Linked DNA regions of Homo sapiens: region 1 is linked to region 2. The links are chromatin loops, found by intact Hi-C in ENCODE. Cell type or tissue: heart left ventricle. All regions are shown on one strand. Each heading gives the region's core, and the rest is flanking DNA. Links, peaks and the distances in the headings are about the cores only.

Region 1 (11,628 bases), core at 2,191-10,190, 50 kb after region 2:
AGAAGTGAGGGAAGACGATGCCAGTGACAGCAGAACATTGCTGAGGGCTGCAGAAATATGACAGCCCCTGGGCCCCTGCACTTCCCCTCCCTGCACAGACAAGAGTATGGTGAAGAACGGAATGAAGTTATAACGCTTGGGAAGTGGCCTGTGAGGCCTGATGAGCCCATGTTCTTTCTCTCACGTGGTAAGAAATGACCCCGAGTGACCAGAGGGGCTCATCAGAGCTGATCTGAGTTCAGTAAAAGGGCTGATGTGGAAGATGAGGCAGAGAGTGGACCTTAGATCTCAGAAGTGTCTGTTGGATGATGGAGACCTTCACAGAGAACACTTTCTCAGGAAGCGTTCCCAGCAGAGGTCTCAGCCCCTGGCTGATTCACAGCCTGCATTTAGAACGGAGATTGAGTCAGAGGAGATTCCACCTCTCCATGCATTCCCACAGTCCTGAAACTAGTCAGTGTTAGAACCAGAATTCAAACTGACGGTCTGAGCCCAGAGCTCTGCTCTTCATCTTACCCAGTATTACATTCATTCCCATATTGACTGAAGATTCACTTTCACTGTTATCATGAAAAGTAAGTTGAGAAATTGACATGTCATGTAGATGCTATGAGGAATCACTGGGGAGAGATTAAGATGTTCCTTCAAGCTTCAGATCTTTCAGAGAGATAAGTAGTGTGGAGTTGCACTGTTGGGAAACGAGTCTTGGCGTTCTGGCTCTTCACTTGTTCGCCTGCCTTCCTCCTCCAGCCCAGCTGCTGCAGTGTGGCATGTTACGCTTACACTTCATGGAGGAAATGGAACTGGGGCTGCTCCAATGTTCTCTTTTCAGGTTTTAATGGAAGGTTCTGCATTCAGCTGCACCAACACTGCTTGCAAACAAGAAAAGAACCGAGAGAGTGGAGAACACTGTGCAGGGACTTGGGTATGGATTCCAGGGAGTATCTGGAAATTCCCACCTCACAGGTCCATCTCACCTGGTGGTTGTTCCTACTGAAAAAGGATCCCGTGGTCCTGTGCCCTGAGGGCCACAAACAGCATAAATGTTCCAGAGCAGAGCCTGGAAGTGGGAGGGTACAGAGGGAAGACATAAGAAGATGGGGGTGGAAGCATGAAGGGCAGTTCTAAAGTGTCTTGGGGAGAATAGGAGATAAATTAGATGATAATGCACAAGGCCAAGGGCATGGCAAAATAAGGAACCAAGAAGAATGAAACCGATTTGATGAAGATAAGGATTAACAGTACACACAGTTATGAATAAAAGATGCATTATGTAATAATTAGCAGGCATCTATAGGTTGGTGCAAAAGTTATTGCGGTTTTTGCCATTGAAAGTAAATGCAAAAACTCGCGACTGCTTTTACAACAACCTAATACAGCTTCTTTCACCAAGGAGCTTAAATGTTTTAAAATAAACAAAATGTCGTTATGCACCCTACCTCCCTCCGCAGTTTGGAGCCCTTCCTTTTCCAGAATGATGCAGCCCAGGTCCCCCTACCCTTTGTTCTCAGCAGCAAGTCTCCGGAGAGGTTATATATATATATATATATATATATATATATATATAAACAAATAAATGATTTACCTTTTTGCCTTCCTGTGTACCACATTCAGATTTTGCTTTTGAAAATTCCATCAAGGCAGCTATGATGTCCATGTTTAATCTACTTATGTCTGCATCAACTGCTACCCTAACTTTTTCTCTTTATCACTCTCTTGCAATTAACATTTTGTCATACCTGTGTGCTACATAATACATAGTTTTTGTGTTTTTGAAGTCTATAAAAATCATATCCTATTCTATGTAGTTTTCTTTGTATTGTTTTTTCCACTCAGCATTATGCAGAGTGGTTCAATGTCTTTGTGTGTAGTGTAGTTCATTTATTTTGACTGCTAAAATATATTCCACTGAGTAAATATACTAGATTTTATTTATCCTCTTGTCAGTGGACTGTTTCCAGGTATTTTTTGAAATGTGGACATATTGCTATTTAAACAACTTTTCTATATATGTCTCCTTGTACACTTCCGCAAGAATTTCTCTTGGGTGTATACCTAGGAGTAAGATTACTAGGTCAGATTTATAAAACAATACCGAAGTGCTTTCAAGGTGGGCCGGTCAGATCAAGTGAACCAATTTACACTCCCATCCACGATATATGAGTCTACTTCCTTCACATTCTCTCTGTACTTCTCAATGTTGGCCAATCTGCAGGGTGTAAAATGGTATAACGTTGTGGGCTTAATTTACATTTACCAGATTACAAAAGTGGTTGAGCATCTTTTATGACTCTTAGCCATATGGTATACTGAGTTGAATAGAGTCCCTGCCTCCCCCAAAATTCCTGTCCACCTGGACCTCAGAATGTGACCTGATTTGGAAATAGGGTTTTATAGCTGTAATTAGTTAAATTATATTGATGTTATACTGGATTAGGATTGACCCTAAATACAATGACATATATCCTTATAAGAGAACCATGTGAAGACAGAAGTGATATGGTTTGGATGTGTCCCCACCCAAATATCATCTTGAATTGTAACTCCCACAATTCCCACATGTTGTGGGAAGAAAACTCTTTCTTTTGTAGATTGCTCAGTCTCAGGTATGTCTTTAACAGCAGCGTGAAAATGGACAAAATTGGTACCAGTAGAGTGGGGCATTGCTGAAAAGATAACCAAAAATGTGGAAGCGACTTTGGAACTGGGTAACAGGCAGAGTTTGGAACAGTTTGGAGGGCTCAGAAGAAGATAGGAAGATGTGGAAAAGTTTGGAACTTCCTAGAGACTTGTTGAATGGCTTTGACAAAAATGCTGATGGTGATAGGAACAATAAGGTCCAGAATGAGGTGGTCTCAGATAGAGATGAGGAGCTTCTTGGGAACTGGAGCAAAGGTGACTCTTGTTATGTTTTAGCAAAGACACTAATGGCACTTTGCCTTGCCCTAGAGATTTGTGGAACTTTGAACTTGAGAGAGATGTTTTAGGGTGTCTGGTAGAAGAAATTTCTAAGCAGCAAAGCATTCAAGAGGTAACTTGGGTGCTGTTAAAGGCATTCAGTTTTAAAAGGGAAATAGAGCATAAAAGTTTGGGAAATTTGCAGCCTGACAATGAGATAGAAAAGAAAATACTATTTTCTGAGGTGAAATTCAAGCCGGCTGCAGAAATTTGCATAAGTATCAAGGAGATGAATGTTAATCCTCAAGACAGTGGGGAAAATGTTTCGAGGGTATGTCAGAGTTCTTCACAGCAGCCCCTCCCATCACAGGCCTGGAGTTTTAGGAGGAAAAAGTGGTTTCGTGGGCTGGGGCCAGGGTCCCCTTGCTGTTTGCAGCCTAGGGATTTGGTGCCCTGCATCTCAGTTGCTATAGCCATGGTTGAAAGGGGCCAACATAGAGCTTGGGACATGGCTTCAGAGGGTGCAAGCCCCAAGCCTTGGCAGCTTCCATGTGGTGTTGAGCCTGTGAGTGCACAGGAGTCAAGAATTGGGGTTTGGGAACCTCTGCCTAGATTTCAGAAGATGTATAGAAACACCTGGATGCCCAGGCAGAAGTTTGCTGCAGGGGCAGGGCTCTCATGGAGAATCTCTGCAAGGGTGGTGCAGAAGGGAAATGTTGGTTGGAGCCCCCCACAGAGTACCACCTAGTGGAGCTGTGAGAGGAAGGCCACTGTCCTCCAGACCCTGGAATGGTAGATCCACTGACAGCTTGCACCATGTGCCTGGAAAAGCTGCAGACACTCAACACCAGCCTGTGAAAACAGCTGGGAGGGAGGCTGTACCCAGCAGAGCCACAAGGGCAGAGCTGCCCAAGACAATGGGAGCCCACCTTTTGCATCAGCATGGCCCCGATGTGAGACATGGAGTCAAAGAAGATAATTTTGGAGCTTTAAGATTCAATATGCCCTGCTGGATTTTGGACTTGCATGGGGCCTGTAGCCCCTTTGTTTTGGCCAATTTCTCCCATTTGGAATGGCGGTATATATCCAATGTCTGTACCCCCATTGTGTCTAGGAAGTAACTAGCTTGCTTTTGATTTTACAGTCTCATAGGTGGAAGGGATTGCCTTGTCTGAGATGAGACATTGGACTGTGAACTTTTGAGTTAATGCTGAAATCAGTAAAGAATTTGGGGGACTGTTAGGAAGGCATGATTGGTTTTTAAATGTGAGAACATGAGATTTGGCAGGGGCCAGGGGTGGAATGATATGGTTTAGCTCTGTCCCCACCCAAATATCATCTTGAATTGTAACTCCCATGATTCCCACATGTCATGGGAGGAACCCAGTGAAAGGTGATTTAATTATGGGGATGGATCTTTCCTGCACTGTTCTCTTGATAGTGAATCAGTCTTATGATATCTGATGGTTTTAAAGAGGGGAGTTTCCTTGCGCAAGCTCTCTTCTCTTGTCTTCTGCCATATAAGACGTGCCTTTCACCTTCACCATGATTGTGAGGCCTCCCCAGGTTTATTGGAACTGTAAGTCCAATAAACCTCTTTCTTTTGTACATTGCCCAGTCTTGTGAAAAGTAACTAACACAAGAAGGATAAGTTGGAGTGAGGCATCTACAAGCCAGCAAACACCAAAGATTGCCAGCAACCTCCAGGAGCTGGGAAGAGACAAGGAAGGATTCTTCTCTAGTGCTTTCAGAATGAGCATGGCTCTGCCAGCACTCTGACTTTTTTCCCCTGGTCAATGTTAAAAAATTTCTCTAGCAAGTCCATAATGCTGTAATTGCCATAGCCTTATATAAATCTTGATATCTGGAGGGCAATTCCCTCTGCTGTTCATTTTGTTTAGGATAATAGAGCAACTGTTGCCAGGGCTCTCCCCAAATTCTTTTGGATTCATTTGCATTCTCCATTGCACTACCAGTTTTTTCTGGGAGTACTTCCTAATAAATTACTTTCACATGTATCTCTGTCTCAGCGTTTTCTTCGGAACAAACTTATTTTAAAAAACATCCCATATAGATTTTGGAATATCTCTTCAGGTTACATGAAAATACTGTTGAGATTTTGTTCTGGAATTATATAGAATGTATAGATCAGTTTTGGAGCACAATTGTGGCCTTATGATAAGTATTTTTTTACATGTGAATATGAAATATTTTTCCATTTATAGTTCTTTTAAAACAACTTTTAATAGTTTTAATAATTTTCTGAGTAATGGTCTTGCACATATTTTATTAGATTTATTTCTAGGCACCCTCTAGTTTTTGTTGCTATTGTAGATGGTGGGGGGTTGCTATAATTATATTTCCTGTTGCTAGTATGTAGAAATGAAATTGATTTTATTTTTGGTTCTATTTTTTGTGTATGTGCCTGGAAACTTTTGGTTGAATTCTGGACACTGCATATAATAAATGTGTCTCAGGAATGCTTTGTCAATCTAGAGAAGCCTAAGGACTACTTCTTGAAGAATATTTTTAAATGCAGAAAATAAAATCTATGAGATTACAAAGAAACCAATTATATGAAAATGTAACTGTATTAGTCTGTTTTCATGCTGCTGATAAAGACATACCCAAGACTGGGCAATTTACAAAAGAGAGGGGTTCAATTAGACTTACTGTTCCACGTGGCTGGGGAAGCCTCACAATCATGGCAGAAGACAAGGAGGAGCAAGTCACATCTTACATGGATGGCAGCAGGCAAAGAAAGAGCTTGTGCAGAGAAACTGGCATTTCTAAAACTGTCAGATCTCATGAGACCCATTCAATATCATTAGAACAGCACAGGAAAGACCCCACCCCGTGATTCAGTCATTTCCCACCAGGTCCCTCCTACAACATGTGGGAATTATCAGAGCTACAAGATGAGATTTGGGTGGGGACACAGAGCCAAACCATATCAGGAACCCTAGTTAAGAATGCTGCAGTTATGGGTGATATTATTATCTTCTTCCAGAGGTGTGTGCTGCAAGCTTTGGTTAGGAAGATAGAGTGAGTTTGATCATCTTAATCTAATCACGAACTGAGCTAACTTGAGGCTGATCTGCACTTTGGAAGATGTTGTCTCTCTCTGATTTGCACTCCCCTGCTGGGGTACATCTCTCCGGAAGTTGCAAATAGGTGCTCATTTTAATGTTAGATAACTTTTAACCAAGAGAAAATCCCAACCACCCTGTGTTTTAGGGAATAGTATATTTGGCAGAAGCAAATACATTTCCACAGATAATAGCCTCAGACAGATTGTAGATATCAAGACATTTAATCACAGGGTTCTGACATTTAAGAACTTGGGAGTTTGGAGTTTTGTTGGCTTCCAGAGATAGGCAGAACTTAATAAGCCAAATCAATTATTCTTTAGTTTTCTGCTGAAAAGGCTATAAATAGCATTTTACAAGTTCTGTCTGACATCTTTTTATGAGGAACATTATTTCCAATATTTTTGTGACAGAAAGAACATTTCTAAATATATTTGTTAATTACCAAATAATAAGGCAAATGAAAGATCAGAGGTCAGTTGCCTTCCACCCTTTCTTTCCATGATTCAAACAAATGTTTAAGATATTTTTAAAGGTACAGTTTTAACCTTTTGGTTAATTTACATTGTATTTTGGCAACAGAAAGGGTTATATAATAGTGCAGCCTCCATCTACCAAAAAGAGATCTGAGGGGAAAAAAAAACCTCACTATTTAAATTTAGAAATCTTGAATGTTTGGTTAAGAAGGAACTGTTTTCCCTTTTGACATTTTTTACAGGCTTTATTGAAACTGGAGCTTTATATTCTTTTTTTAAAAAGAAACAACAATAAATATAGTACAGTACTTTCCATAACACATTATTTCAGTGGCTTAAGGTCAGCTGGAAGAAAAATGCAGTTCTCCACAGTGTGTGGCTTTAAAGTGGTCATTATAATTCTCTACTTTATTCTCCAAATTAGTGCAAACATTTATTGATCACCTCCTGCATGCCATGCACCATGCTAATCATAAATTATGCGATCCTGGTTCAGAGATCTTTGATTTCTTACCACGCTGGAGTGTTAGCCATACAGGACTGCTTTGTGCTAGGCAAGCCAGCAAGTCAGGGGCTCAAAAACAAAGCAGAATAAGAAAAATTTCAACAAAACATTCATTTTCAATAAACTCATTTAGCATTTTGCATCCAGAAGGATCTAGAAATTATTTTTACTTTCAGCATACATATAAGTTTTGAGTTGTACGGTTTGATATTGTTCTCATTTGAAGTTCATAGTGGGTGTCATAATCTTTTCAGTACTTGGGAACCACTAAAGTTCTCAAAGTAGTTTGCGTTTTAAGCTCTGACTTTGCCAAGTTGATTGAGAGAAGCTTCAGTGGAAGAAAGGATACTTAATTCACCCAGCCTGCTTCTCCTTTCCTAGTGCACCCTCTACCAGAATTCCTGAGCTAGGGAAAAGAAATGCAATGAGCTTGGAGACAGATTTTTTTTTTTTTTTTTTTTTTTTTTTTTGAGACAGAGTCTTGCTCTGTTGCCCAGGCTGGAGTGCAGTGGTGCGATCTTGGCTCACTGCAACCTCTGCCTCCTGGGTTCAAGTGATTCTCATGCCTCAGCCTCCCAAGTAGCTGGGACTACAGGCGCCTGCCACTGTGCCTGGCTAATTTTAGTATTTTTAGTAGAGATGAAGTTTTGCTCTGTTGGCCAGGCTAGTGTCAAACTCCTGACCTCAAGTGATCCACTCACCTCAGCCTCCCACAGTTCTGGGCATGTGAGCCACTGCGCCCAGCCCCTTGGGGAGAGATTTGATGCAGAGGACATGGTGATTTGAAAGTGATCATTTTTTCCCCAAGAGTTTGGACAGGAACAGAAAGGGTCAAAAGAAAGTTCTTTAATGATACAATGAGGACTGCTGTGGTCAGCTTGAAGGTTTCAAGGCAAATCAGGAAGAGGCAGCCCTGTACAATAAGCTTTACTGGGTGATGCTTGAGTGGGGCTGCCTGAGAAGAGGGGGCTCCCTCGCAGCAGGAGACCCTCCCAGAAGGAGAAGAGGGCAAGGGAACTCCAGGGCCAGAGAGAGTCAAAGAAGGGCCTTATGTGTCTAGGTGACGTCACTCAGCAACAAGGTGGGGAATGTCTGGGTCAGAGACTTCCAAAGGGCCAAAGTAGTTTGAGATCTGTGATGGTTAATTTCACATCAGCTTGACTAGGTATTGATATGCTCAGAAATGTGGTTAAATGTTATTCTGTTTTATCTGTGAAGGCATTTCTGGATGAGATCAATATTTGAATTGTAAGACCAAGTCAAGCAAACTGCCTTCCCCAGCGTGGATGGATCTCATCCAATCTGCTGGAGGTCTGAGCAGAACAAAAAAGGCTGAGTAAGGGAGAATTCACTGGCTCGGCCTGACCATCTTTGCGCCAGGACAGGGGTCTTCTCTTGCCTTTAGACCTGGACTGAAACTTACACCATGGGCTCTCCTGGATCTCCAGCTTGCCAACTACAGGTCCTGGGACCTCTCATCCTCTGTAATTGCATGAGGCAATTCCTTATAAATCTCTCTCCCTCTGTGTGTGTGTATATACATAGAGAGAGAACACATTTGCTGGGCATGGTGGCTCATGCCTGTAATCCCAGCACTTTGGGAGGCCGAGGTGGGTGGATCATTTGAGGTCAGGAGTTCAAGACCAGCCTGGCCAACATGGTGAAATGCCATCTCTACTAAAAATACAAAAATTAGCCAGGTGTGGTGGTGTGTATCTGTAATCCCAGCTACTCGGGAGGCTGAGGCAGGAGAATTGCTTGAACCCAGGAGGTGGAGGTTGCAGTGAGCCAAGATCATGCCACTGCACACTAGCCTGGGTGACAGAGCGAGACTCTGTCTCTTAAAAAAAATATATTTATATGTGTTATATATGTTATATAATTTATAATATAAATTATAACATATATTTATATATGTTGTATGTTATATTATTATATATAACATATATAAATATATATTATATATAACATATATAAATATATATTATATATAACATATATAAATATATATTATATATAACATATATAAATATATATTATATATAACATATATAAATATATATTATATATAACATATATAAATATATATTATATGTAACATATATAAATATATATTATATGTAACATATATAAATATATATTATATGTAACATATATAAATATATATTATATGTAACATATATAAATATATATTATATGTAACATATATAAATATATATTATATGTAACATATATAAATATATATTATATGTAACATATATAAATATATATTATATGTAACATATATAAATATATATTATATGTAACATATATAAAATATATTATATGTAACATATATAAATATATATTATATAACATATATAAATATTATATATTATATAACATATATAAATATTATATATTATATATAACATATATAAATATTATATATTATATATAACTTATAAATATTATATATTATATATAACATATAAATATTATATATTATATATAACATATAAATATTATATATTATATATAACATATAAATATTATATATTATATATAACATATAAATATTATATATATAACATATATAAATATTATATATATAACATATATAAATATTATATATATAACATATATAAATATTATATATATAACATATATAAATATTATATATATAACATATATAAATATTATATATATATAACATATATAAATATTATATATATAACATATATAAATATTATATATATAACATATATAAATATATATAAATATATGTTATATAACATATATTGTGTGAGTACACATACAGAATATATATAGTGTGTGTATATATGTATAGATACCTGTGTATATAATATATTAGAATATGTGCAGTTATCCACTGCATAATGACATTTTGGTCAATGATGGACCTCATATATGATGGTGATTTCTTAAGATTATAATGGAGCTGAAAAATCGCTATTGCTTGGTGACATCATTGCTTCTGTAATGTTGTAATGCAACACTTGATTCATGTGTTTGTGGTGCTGCTTGTGTGTACAAGCCTACTGAGCTGCAATCATATAATAGTATAGCATATACAGTTATGTAGAGTACACAATACTTGATAATGATAATAAGCAACTATGTTACTGGTTTATGTATTTACCATACTATACTTTTTATTGTTATTTTAGAGTGTGCACCTATTTATTAAAAAATTAACTATAACACAGCCTCAGGCAGGCCCTTCAGGAGGCATCCAGAAGAAGGCATTGTGACCATAGGAGACGACAGCTCCATGTATGTTATTGCCCCTGAGGACCTCCCAGTGGGACAAGATGTGGAGTTGGAAGACAGTGATATGGATGATCCTGAACCTACATGGGCCTAGGCTAATGTGTGTGTCTGTGTCTTAGTCTTTAATAAAAAGTGAAAAAAAAATTTTAATAGAAAAAAGCTTATAGAATAGGGATATAAAGAAAGTATTTTGTATAGCTGTACAGTATGTTTGTGTTTTAAGCTGAATATTATTACAGGAGAGCCAAAAAGTTACAAAAAAATTAAAAAGTTTATTAAGTGAATAAGTTACAGTAAAGTAAGGTTAATTTATTATTGAAGAAATAAATGTAGTGTTCCCTAAGTGTACAGTGCTCATAAAGTCTATCATAGTGTGCGGTACAGTCCTAGGCCTTCACATTCACTCACCACTCACTCACTGACATCAGAGCAACTTCTAGTCCTGCAGGCTTCATTCGTGGTAAGTGCCCTGTACAGGTGTACCACTTAAATAACTTTTAAAATACCCTTCACTCTGATGTTTGCATAATGACAAAATCGCCTAATGACATAGCCCTGTAGTTAAGTGACACATGACTGTATATACATTCTATCATGTATGTACATATATGACATTATGTTAATATAAAGACTAATACAGCGTAGTTCATAGGAACAAGGTTCATCTTACCTGTGGCTTAGCAGATGTTGGGCACAGTTTTGTGGGCTATGTAAAGTAGGTAGGCTCCAAATTGCCAAAAATAGATTTCTCTGGACTATATTTAAAGCAATCAATGTGGAAGAATTTGAGTTTGGTGCCAGTGGGCTTTGAGCTAGTGGTCTAGCCTGCTGTGAAGGCCTAAACAACATTGTAGGCCAACACACGAGGCCACGTCTGGCTCATTTATATAACTGCTATGGAGGAAAAAGAGGAGAGTCTTTCATCAGTAAACATCTCAGTAGCTAATGGTGCTTTCCCTAATTCTGGGGTTCTTTCTATTACGAGGTGGCAATGAGCTTGCGGTTGTATGTTTGCTGTAAACTCTTTGTCACCCTTGCTTGTCTACACCACACCAGGCTGGAGAGGGAAGCGAGGGCTCAGGTAACGGTGGCAGCAGTTATAAAAATAGCTGAATCCTCTCGGCCACCATCCCCGTTCTGGATTTTCCCTGGCAGAGTTCCAGGCGGTTCCACGTGCTTTCCCTGGCTAGCAGCCAGTTTAGTGCACCCACTACAGCCACTGGTGTGTTTGCTTAAAAATGTTTTTCTTGTTTTCTGATTAAAATATGTGAAATGCTTATCATAAATCATCTGGGAACAGGAAAATAGAGACTTAAAAGTGACCTATATCATAGATAAGTGCTAACACTTTGATGTACTTTTTCTTAGTCTTTTAAAGGGCATGTTT
Region 2 (11,628 bases), core at 1,641-9,640:
TGACACATAATAATTGTAGATATTTATGGGGTACATTGTGATATTTCCGTACACATATACAATATGTAATAAGCAAATCAGGGTAGTTAGCATATCTATTACCCCAAACATATTTTGTTTCTTTGTGTTGGGAATATTCAAAATTTCCTCTTCTAGCTATTTGAAAATATACAATAAATTATTAATTATAGTTACCCCATAGTCCCATAGAACACTAGCACTTATTCCTCCTGTCTAGCTGTGCAGTTGTATCCCTTCATTAACCTCTGGCTTTGCCTCCCCACCCTTCCCAGTGTCTAGTAACCACTCTTCTATGCTCTACTTCTGTGAGATCAACTTTTTTAGCTTTCACAGATGAGAACATGTTTTATCTTTCTGTGCCTGGCTTATTTCACTTAACATAATGTCCTCCAAACTCATTCATGTTGTTGCAAATGACACAGATTTTTGTTCTTTTTTATGGCCAAATAGTATTCCATTGTGTATATATGTACCACATTTTCTTTTTTTAAAATTTTCTTGGATGCGTAATATATGTACATAGTATATCACATTAAAAAATCTATTCATCCATTGATGGACACTTAGATTGATTCCATATCTTCACTAGTATGAATAGTGCTACAATAAACATGGGAATGAAGCTATCTCTTCAACGTACTTATTTCCTTTCTTTCGGATATATACCCAGTAGTGGGATTGCTGGGTCATATGGTGGTTCTAGTTTTAGTTTTTTGAGAAACCTCAATACTGTTTTCCATAATGGCTGTACTAATTTACATTCCTGCCAACAATGTATAAAAGGTCTTTTTCTCTTCATCTTCACTGGTATTTGTTATTTTGAAAATCTTTTCATGACAGCCATTGTAACTGGAGTAAGATGAATAGCTCATTGTGGTTTTGCTTTGGATTTCCCTGATGATCAGTGATGTTGAGAAATTTTTCATATACTTTTTGATCATTTGTATGTCTTTTAAAAGATGTCTACTCAGCTCATTTGCTCATTTTTAATGTTTTAATTTGTTTTAATGAGCCAAACAAATACATTCTATTTGTCTTGCTTTGCTGTTGAGTTGTTTTTGAGTTCCTTGTATATTCTGGATATTAATCCCTTATCAGTTGAATAGTTTGCAAATGTTTTCTCCCATTCTGCAGGTTGTCTCTTCACTATGTTGACTGTTTTCTTTGCTATGCAGAAGATTTTTGGTTTGATATAATCCCATTTGTCTATTTTGCTTTTGTTGCCTATGCTTCTGAGGTCTTCTCCATAAAGTCCTTTTCCAGACCAATGTTCTGAAGTGTTTTCCATATATTTTCTTCTAGTAGTTTCATAGTTTTGGGTCTTACATTTAAGTGTTTAATCCACTTTGAGTTGGTTTTTGGATATGGTGAGAGATAAGGAGTCTAGTTTTATTTTTCTGCACTTACTTATTGAAGCAACTGTTGAAGAGACTCTTCTTTCTCCAATGAATATTTTTGATATTCTTCTTGAATATTGGTTGGCTGTAAACACGTGGATATATTTCTGATTTCTCTATTCTGTTCTATTGGTTCATGTGTCTGTTTTTATGCCAATACCAGGCTGTCTTGGTTACTGTAGTATATTTTGAAGTCCAGTAGTGTGATACCTCCAGCTTTGTTATTTTTGCTCAAGAGTGCTTTGGCTATTCAAAGTTTTTTGGGATAGCATACAAATTTTAGGATTGCTTTTTCTGCTTCTGTGAAGAATGTCATTGGTATTTTGATAGGAGTTGTATTAAATCTGTGATCAGTTGTGGCAGTGTGTTCGTTTTTACAATATTAAATCCAATCCATGAAAATGATCTGTTTTTTGTGTCCTCTTCAATTTTATTTTTTTTAGCAGTGTTTCATAATTTTCCTTTTAGAGATCTTTCACCTCCTTGGTTAAATTTATTCCTAGGTATTTCATTTTTTGAAAAATAGACTTTTGAAACAATTGGAAGGCCAGGTTCAAGTTTAGAATTCTTGGACTCCTTGGAGTTCCTTGACAGAACATAGCCACAGAGTATGCCCATGGCCTATAGCCCAACCCTCTTCTCTTACTGAGCTTGGCCCTGTTCCTCTCTGTGAGGAGCTTTACTTGCAAATGTGTGGCTACCCCTGGGAACATATCCAAGTTCCATGCACACCCTTTGAAAACAGCCCTGACTTGGCCACCCCTTGGCCCAGGAGTATAGCCACTGGCAGCATGCATTACCTTCAGTGGGACAGACCCAGCGACAAGGCCTGTGCAGGCCCTGGAAGCAGGCTCAGAGCTGTTTGGCCCAAAATACCAGGGTCTTTGATATCTAGAGTGCAACAAAAAGGGGAGGGCCATAGGCTGCAGGCAGGCACATGGCCTGGGTCCCACAGACTTTGACCCTATGGTGGAACGTGATTGAGGAGGCCACTGTAGGCCTGTAAAGTGTGGGCTCAGGTAGCAGCCCCACATCATCAGGCCTAAGGCAGGATTAAATAGTTTGGGATGCTTACTACCTGGGATGGACTGAAATGGGGCTGCAGAGGTCATTAATACCTGAAGCGAATCTTTGTCTCTCCTTTTGGCCACCCAGAGTCTAACGCCCTTTCCATGTTGGGGGAATTCTCCACCTCTATAATCTCACTTTCCCAGCTTCCCTTCCTGTGGGCCATGGGCTTTGATCTTGGCACAGCCAATTAGATGTTTCTGGTCCCGACTTTGCCTTATCTGCTGCTGCCAAGAAGGGGCAGGCCACAGAGAATGGTCTCCCTGGTGGGGGTGGTGATGGCAGGAAGATGGGTAGCAGGAGCAGTGCTAACAGCGCGTCGGTGCAGGGTATCAGTGGTAATAGGAGGTGCATCTGAGTCATCGTGGCTTGGGGGAGGTAGCAGCAGTGTCTTGATGCAGCTAATGATGCTGCATGATTTTAGCTCATGCAGTTGTTTTTGGAATTCTAACTTAGCCTGGATTTTTTTGTCTTCCTGGAGATTCTGTGAGCTAGATAATATCCTTTTAATAAATCATCTTTCTACTCAGCTTAGTTGGTGTCTGTTTCTGTTGCTTGCACTTAAGAGCCCTGACTGACACAGGTTGCTTGTCACATGTGTAGTTTGGGGTCAGAAGTACCTGCAAAGTACCTTCCATTTAGCTTTAGATGAAGCATACCAGCCTATTGATTGCAAGAGGGCTCCTGAGAGCTAGATAGAACAAAGGATATTTGGGAAGTGATCTAGAAGCATGTCCTCCAATGCAGCGCTCTTTAAAAAGTTGCCCTCCAGCAACCCAAGTGCCCATCTACACATGAACAGATAAACAAAGTGTGGTTTACGCATACAGCAAAATGTCATTCAACTTTCAAAAGGAGGGAAATTCTGACACATGCTATAACATGGATAAACATCGATATCATGGATAAACCATGATAAATCATGCTAAGTAAAATAAGCCAGACCCAAAAGGACAAATACTGTGTGATTCCACTTACATGAGGTCCCTAGAGTGCTCAGATTCTTCAAGAGAATATAGAATGGGGGTTGCCAGGGGCTGGGTGGAGGGGAAATGGGGAGGTATTGTTTAATGGGTCTGGAGTTTCAGTATGGGAGGATGAAACAGTTGTGGAGATTGATGGTGGTAATAGCTGCACAACATACTTAATGCCACTGAACTGTACATTTAAATGTGCTTAAACTGGTAAATTTTATGTTATATATATTTTACCACAGTAAAATCAATTACAGGTTGGGCATGGTGGCTCATACCTGTAGTCCTAGCACTTTGGGAGACCGAGGTGGGTGGATTGCTTGAGCCTAGGAGTTCAAGACCAGCCTGGGCAACATGGTGAAACTCTGTCTCTATAAAAAATACAAAAATCAGCCGGGCATGGTGTTGTGCACCTGTAGTCCTAGCTACTTGGAAGGCTGAGGTGGGAGGTCACTCGAGCCTGGGAGGTCAAGCCTGCAGTGAGTGGAGGTGGTGCCACTGTACTCCAGCCTGGGCAACAGAATGAGACTCTGTCTCAAAAAATTAAATCAATTATGAGGGGGGTGGGGGAGAGAGAGAGAGATACTCCACAGAGAAAGTTTTGTGTGTCAGAGTCTGAAAGTGAGACTTGAGCCCCACGTCAAATTAAATTTCCTAGTCCTCAGATTGGCCCTTATAAACTGGCTTCAGGCATATGGTATGGAGTCATCTCTGTGGTAAGGTCTGACAATGTTCTCTTCGGGTAACCCCTCACTGGAGCCAACACAGGTGCTGAGGTCCCAGGTGGGTGTCCGTAACCATGACCTCGGGGTTCATCATGGACCAAGCTGCAGCAGCGAAGATGTGGACACCCCTTCCTGCAGATCCCATACATGGATCCCTGAAAGTCTTCCCCAGGAAGGGCTTGAGGAAATCTAGACTCGAGGTCAGGAGATATTCATGGTCTGGCTAGAGATTCATGGCCCCCGCTCTCAAAGTAGCAAACTCCATGGCACCAGGCAGGCAGCTCCATGCCACTGCAGTTGAGGGAGGGAACGGACGAAGAGGCAGTCGGGTGGCCCTGAGCTGAGTGAGTTATAAACAGGAACAAATCTTTCATTCCCAAGGGCCTCATACTTTTACTGTGGAACTAGAAGAAAATGAGGTGTTGTCCTGAGTACTTCAAAGTCATGTCCCAGACTAGTGGCAAACAACCGATCTTTCCTCTTGAGACATGTTCACTGGTTCTAAAGGCATTAAACAACGATTCCATTAAACAATGGACTTCTGGGGAGGGTACTTTTTGGGCCCCAGTTGACAGAATATGGCAATTCTATTTGAGAGCCTTGGGCCGTCTGTATCCAGATGAAGGTGACTGATGTCAGGGACATCTTAGCTATGGACTCTTCAAAAGCAGCAAGCCATGGGTGTTAATGTTCCTCAACAGCATGTCTTTGGACCTTGAGAGTGTGAGCCTTGGGAGCGCATTGGTGTGCCTGCCAGACCACCCTCAGCACACAAGTGGAGTCCACCCCGGAACAGAAGGCAGAGCCCACCTCTGGATTTCCAACATTTCAGCATGGGGGCTCCTGGCTAGAACCATCCCATAGTGGGTAATATACACAGGACATACCTCAGCTCTGAGAAGGACAGAAATCCAGAACTGTCTATCAGTCACTCTCTCAACTGGAGGCCTCAGCTGGAGAGATGTAACTGAACTGTCTAAAGATGCTGGGCATTAGGATGTCCATATGTCTCTAGGAGTGAGGCCAGAAGACTTCCTCCTTATGCTGGGGAACTGGAGGGGAGACCTAGGCTGCCCATCTGCCTCTGGAAGGAGTTGAGACACTGGAGACCTAATTCAGTGTGCAACTAATTTCAGGAACAAAACACAGGAACTGTAACAAGCAGCCACCAACACATCTTGGAACAGCTCAGACTGGATCAAGCCGTGGCCGGCTGCCAGGGTAAGGATGTGGGAGCTTTTGGCAGACAGAGTGTTGCTAGGAACCAGGGGCTGCAGGACAGGAAGCAAAATGGTCAACTGCTGAAGCCTCTTTGTGTCTTGTGCTACAACTGTTTAGAACCTTACCCACTGTTATGGCTGAATGGTGTCTGACTGCACCCCAATTCCTATGCTGAAGCCCTAACATCTGGTACCTCAGAATGTGACTATATTTGCAGATACGGCCTTTAAAGAGGTGATTAAGTTAAAATGAGGTGGTTAGGGTGGGCCCTAATCCAGTATGGCTGAGGGTCTTTATAAGAAGAGGAAATTAGGACAGAGTCATATACATATGGAGAAAAGATCATGTGATGATACAGGGAGAAAATGGCCATCTGCAAGCCAAGGAGAGAGGCCGCTCTGCCAGCACCTTGATCTTGGACTTCCAGCCTCTGGAATTGTCGTTTCTACTACTTCAGCCTCCCAATCTGTGGCACTTTGTTCTGACAGCCCTAGCATGTGAATACATCCAGGCATAAAGTAGGGGAGGAGAATGAAATAGGACAAGATAGGGTAACCCACAGGAAACATCTGCCCACTGGTGAGCTTTCCCTGTGTACACAGGGTTGGCCAGACAGAAGGTCCTGCCACTTCTCCAGAAAGGTCAGGGCCACTACCCCTCTGCTATGGGTTGGATGTGGTTTGTTTGTTTCTGTCAGAACTCATGTTGAAATTTGATCTCTAATGTGGCAGTGTTGGGCGGTGGGGCCTAGTGAGAGGTGTTTGGTTACTGGTGCGGATCTCTCATGCATAGGTTGGTGCTATTCTCAAGGAAATCAGTGAGTGCTCGCCCCGGGGAGACTAGATGAGTTCTCTTGGGAATAGATTAGTTCCTTTGAGAGAGGATTGTTAATAGAGCCAGCATTCCCCTGGGACTTTCTCCTCTTCAAACGTGTCCACTGCCCCTTTGATATTCTCCACCACGTTATGATGCAGTTGTGATAGTCCTCACTGGAAGCCAGGGCCATGCCCTTGAACTTCTCACCCTGCAAAATTGTGAGCTAAACGTATTTTTTTAATACATTACCCAGTCTCAAGTGTTCTTTTATAGCAACACAAAATAAACTAAAATACCCCCTCAGAGGATCTAAGTTGGGGATGGGGCAGTGGCCTATCTTGGAGGAGAAACCTCGGCTAGGTGGGTCCAACCCTTGCATCAGAGCATGTGTGGCTAAGTGGCAAGGCTGAGGCCTTCAGCACAGGGGCAGGCACAGGGGCAGGAGAAGCAACTCCACGTTGGGCAAAGCAAGAAATCCATTCTGCTCTGTGGCTTTGCTGTGTGTCACTAGGGAGACAAGTGGACAGTGTCACACAAACAGCCCATTGCTGACTGGTAAGGGGAGTGGGGAACAAACCATTCTGGAGGAACAGATTGAGGACAGAGTCCTAGCACCTCTCTAGTCGAGGGAAACCTGGAAGAATGAAAGTCTTTGTGAGAACGCAAAGATTTTCCAAGTTATTCTATCTTCTCACCATTGGACCCCGAAGGCTCTCCCCTGCCCCAGCCTGCACTGCTCAATATAATCATCCACTGCAGTCACAGGGGAAAATGAGGCTGCAATTCACCCAGAATGGAAAGATCAGCTGCATATTTCCAGACCAATTTTTTCCACTGACAGTGACTCGATAAATAACCACAGGCTGGGAGAAGGAGAAGACCGTGTGGATGAGAGCTGGGTGGGGCATGTACTCTGGTTGTCCTTCCACCCTTCAAAGAATTACAGGCTGGCCAGCAAGACTCAGCCTCCAGCCATCCCTCATCCTACTGATTGTCTCTAAGGTCAACTTGTTGTCTACAGTGCAGTGAGGCACTCCCCTGTGCCTCAGACCCCACCCAGCTCTAACGTCCACCTTGTGGAGTGGACAACCCTCTACTGCAGGATCCTCTAGAACACAGCAGGAAACTTGCACATCTTTGGACTAATGAGGCACACAGGGAAAACCCTGATTCCTGCTGGAGGGGCACAAAATAGAGCAGCTCTGTTATTATTCAATGTATATGCTTTTAAAATTATTAATTTTTTAAAATTTTAGATTCAGGGGATACATGTGCAGGTTGGTTACATAGATATATTGCATAATGGTGAGGTTTAGGCTTGTAGTATACCTATCACCCAATCAGTGAACATTGTACCCAATAGGTAATTTTTCAACGCTCACCCCCTCCCACCCTCCATTGATATACTGATTACACGTTTTTGATCTAGCAAAGCTATCCACTAAAAACACTTAGAGACTAATAATGTTATACCTAAGTTTTCCACTCTCTTACTCTTTTCTGGACTTTTTTTATGGATATAAAATGTGTATACAGAAATATTAACAGACTTTAAGGGTACAGGTCAATGACTGCTGATATAAGTAGATACCTGTATAACCACCACCTTACTCAAAATAACAGGAGCAGACATTTTTAAAAGGATGACAACAGAGAACTGTTTCTTTTCTTTCTTTGCAAATCATTTCTTCCCCCAGTCACCATCCCTCAACATACATGAGAGATTTTTGAATAATGTTGGAATGCTTCTGGTTGCCTTGGACACATGCCAGCAGTGGGCTGGTTTGGGGTCTGGGAGGGTACTGGTGGTCAGGGAGACCACTCGGGGCTCACAGGACACCCACTATTGCCTGGGGCTCATTCCCCAGAGCTGCCTAAGCACGGTCTCAAGAACATGTTCCAATGCCATCCCAGTGTGCAGCAGGCCAACACAATTCAGCTTTGTAAGGCACCTGTTACAGGTTGAACTGTGTCCCCTAAAAAGATACGCTGAAGTCCCAACCTCCAGTACCACAGAATGTGGCTTTATTTGGAAGTTGTTGCAGGTGCAATTAGTTAAGATGAGGTCATACTGGAGTAGAATGAACTCATATTGAATGAATCCAGTGTGACCGATGTCCTTATAAGAAGATGGTCATGTGATGACAATGACATGACCACAAAGGCAGAGACTGTGCAAGCCAAAGAGTGCCAAGGATGGACAGCCAGCCACCCCAGAAACTGGGAAGAAGCAAGGAAGGGCTCCACCTAGTCTCAGAAGGACCAACGTTCTGGTGACACCTGGATTTAGGATTTCCAGCCTCCAGAACAATGAGAGCATACATTTCTGCTGTTTAAACCACCCAGGGCGTGGGGCCCTTTTGCCACAGCCCTAGGTGATCTGGTAGAGCAACGTACTGCACAGCGAGCACCACACAACTACAATGTCTCACCCTCCATTTTCTCCATCCCATGCCACCAAGGTGACTTTATTGAGTCCTATTCTTTAGTTTGTATTATGAGAACAACTGACTGACTTATTGAAGATATAGATAGAATTTCAAATTACATATCCTATGGGCCACACTGGTATGTCCCACGATAGCTGTAGAACCAACAATGCAATTATGGCTAAGATTTATCCACACTTACTAGGAGTCCTTCTTGCATCATCCCATTTAATTATCCCAACAGCCTTTATTAGGTGGATACGTCATTGTCCCCATTTTACAGACAAAGAAGCTGAGGCTTTGCAAAGGGAAGTAACTTGCTCAAGGTCAACAGCGGAGAAGTGGATTGCTGTTTGGACACACAGTGCCACGTGTGGTGTTAGGTGGGCTGATCTCCCCCCAGCTCCACCAAGAATCACTGTGCAAGTGTGGATGAGCCTCCTTCACAGCAACTCAAGGTGTGAAGGTCCTGTCGGAGGTGGACATGGGGAACGTACAACCTTGCTGCATCTTGGGGTATAACAAGAATGAGCAAGTCCATTTCCTGAGTGTGGTGTTTAAAGCCCCACCTCCTGGTAAAGGCAGTCAGTCGGTCCTTCTGGCTCCAAGGCTCCTTGTTGTGCCAATGAAGAGAGAACCTCAAGGTTGGCCTCTGGTAAAGCAGCTGCCAGGGAGGGCCCACCTCCCCCGGGAAGCAGAGAGTGTGCTGGCATGGTATCCTGTCGGGACTGCACGCCCAGGGCAGAAGCACACAGCGTTGCAGGGTTTATGCCTGTGGAATCGCTTGGGAAAGGTCTCCAATCTTAGAACTATCCTATTCTAGAGCTTTCTAGAATATTCAGCTCAGCTTATGCCTTTTACAATCCCAGGGCATCAGAACTATTTAAGGGATTTGCATGTAACTTGGATGAATTGTGCTATGAATCTGGGTTAGTGTGGCTTCACCTATGTCAACAAGTCTGTGCCCTCTGACTCTGACCTCTCCCCAGGGATTCCGGGGATTCCCTGATGGCGAAGATATACTTCCATGGGGCCACTCATTTTTTGCCCTGTGCATAGGAGTCTTCTGCTTTTCCCATTATCCCCATTATCCACTCCTTTCCTGTCAGCACTTAGGAACCCAACCCTCACCTCCACTTCACTATGGAAGAGAGGCCAGGTATTAGTCTGTTCTCACACCACTATAAAGAAATGTCTGGGCTGTGCGCGGTAGCTCACGCCTGTAAACTCAGCATTTTGGGAGGCCAAGGTGGGTGGATCACGAGGTCAGGAGATCAAGACCATCCTGGCTAACACGGTGAAACCTTGTCTCTACTAAAAATACAAAAAATTAGCCAGGTGTGGTGGTGGGCGCCTGTAGTCCCAGCTACTTGGGAGGCTGAGGCAGGAGAATGGCGTGAACCCAGGAGGCGGAGCTTGTAGTGAGCTGAGATCGCGCCACTGCGCTCCAGCCTGGGCAACAGAGCGAGAATCCGTCTCAAAAAAAAAAAAAAAAAAAAAAAAAGAAATGTCTGAGAATGGGTAATTTGCAAGAAAAGAGGTTTAATTGGCTCATGGTTCTGCAGGCTGTACAGGAAGCATGGCAGCATCAGCTTCCGGGGAGGCCTCAGGAAACTTACAGTCATGGCAGAAGGCAAATGGGGAGCAGGTGTCTCACATGGCCAGAGCAGGAGGAAGAGAGTGGTGGGGAAGGTACTACACATGTTTAGACAATGGGATCTCACAAGAACTCACTGTTTTTTTATTATTATTATTATTATTATTATTATTATTATTATACTTTAAGTTTTAGGGTACATGTGCACAACGTGTAGGCTTGTTACATATGTATACATGTGCCATGTTGGTGTGCTGCACCCATTAACTCATCATTTAGCATTAGGTATATCTCCTACTGCTATCCCTCCCCCCTCCCCCCACCCCACAACAGTCCCCGGTGTGTGATGAAGAACTCACTGTTGTGATGACAGAACCAAGGGGGATGGTGTTAAACCATGAGAAACCGCCCCTGTGAGCTAATCGCCTCCCACCGGGCCCCACTTCCAACATTGGGGATTACAATTAGCCAGGAGATTAGGGCGGGGACATGGATCCAGACCACATCAGGCCATATAAGGGCTGGTGTCTTCTGGCTCAGAGTTCGTGGCCTGAAGTGGCTTCTAGATGCCCACAATCAACCGTTAATGTTCCTTATCAGCAGAGCACGGTGGAGAACACAGAAAATCCCTTAGTCTCATTTTGGCCAATCGTACAGGCTGCTTCTCTAGCACATTCTCATAAGAACGCGAGTATGATGAGCTTGCCCCATGCTGGTCCTCTTGTGTTCCCTTTCTGTGGCGGTAGGTCTGTGGAAATGAAGAAAGAGAAGCATGGGAGGAACAGGTCTTCTGTGCGGAGACCACACACTGTGTGGGTGAGCCTGAGCCGTGGGAAGGTGACTGTATTTTCCTCTTTCCCCTGAGCAATGCTTAAAGTTGGGACAAAATTAAGAAGGTCTATTTTATTTATTTTGCTGTATTGTGTGGGCTGGACACATTTTTGTTTTAGTCTACTATAATTTTTTTTAAATTTTAGAAACAGCATCTCTCTCTGTCACCCAGGCTGGAGTGCAGTGGTAGAATCGTGGCTCACTGCAACCTTGACCTCCTGGGCTTAAGTGATCCTCCCACCTCAGCCTCTTGAGTCCCTGGGAGAACAAGCATAAGTCCCCGTACGTGGCGCCTGTAATTTTTATTATTAAACATTGGGTATTTGAATAGCTCTTAAGTAGCTAACAGTTGCCAGAAATCATTAAGCTGTGATTTTCCTCATTGCAGATGCCGAGTGCACCTCATTAGAGCAATGTATGGGCACTGACTTACCAATAATGAGCCCAGCAGATGGTGTGGAATGTGGGTGATGTGCAGGCTGTTTTCAGATACATGAAGCAAGGCTAGTTGGATACATTTTTACCTTTGTAATCTGCCACCAAAATCAT

What was found. Hi-C counts contacts between places; a loop is a spot of excess contacts. Peaks named below come from ENCODE experiments on the same cell type or tissue, not always from the same donor. Only the 100,000 strongest peaks of a DNase experiment are listed, where the experiment ranks them.
Region 1: it touches region 2 in a loop (2.4-fold over the local background); 12 of 110 quality-filtered maps call a loop at or near these places.

The regions. Positions count from the first base shown.
Region 1 is chr6:159,918,698-159,930,325 of GRCh38, forward strand. No RefSeq gene overlaps it. Among named protein-coding and RNA genes, the nearest start is that of MAS1, 34 kb to the left of the region's middle. RefSeq lists an enhancer at 1-943. In heart left ventricle, for the core only: no CTCF peak of the experiment used is centred there; no DNase peak of the experiment used is centred there.
Region 2 is chr6:159,869,287-159,880,914 of GRCh38, forward strand. No RefSeq gene overlaps it. Among named protein-coding and RNA genes, the nearest start is that of MAS1, 16 kb to the right of the region's middle. RefSeq lists an enhancer at 5,978-6,630. In heart left ventricle, for the core only: no CTCF peak of the experiment used is centred there; a DNase peak (open chromatin) is centred at 5,405.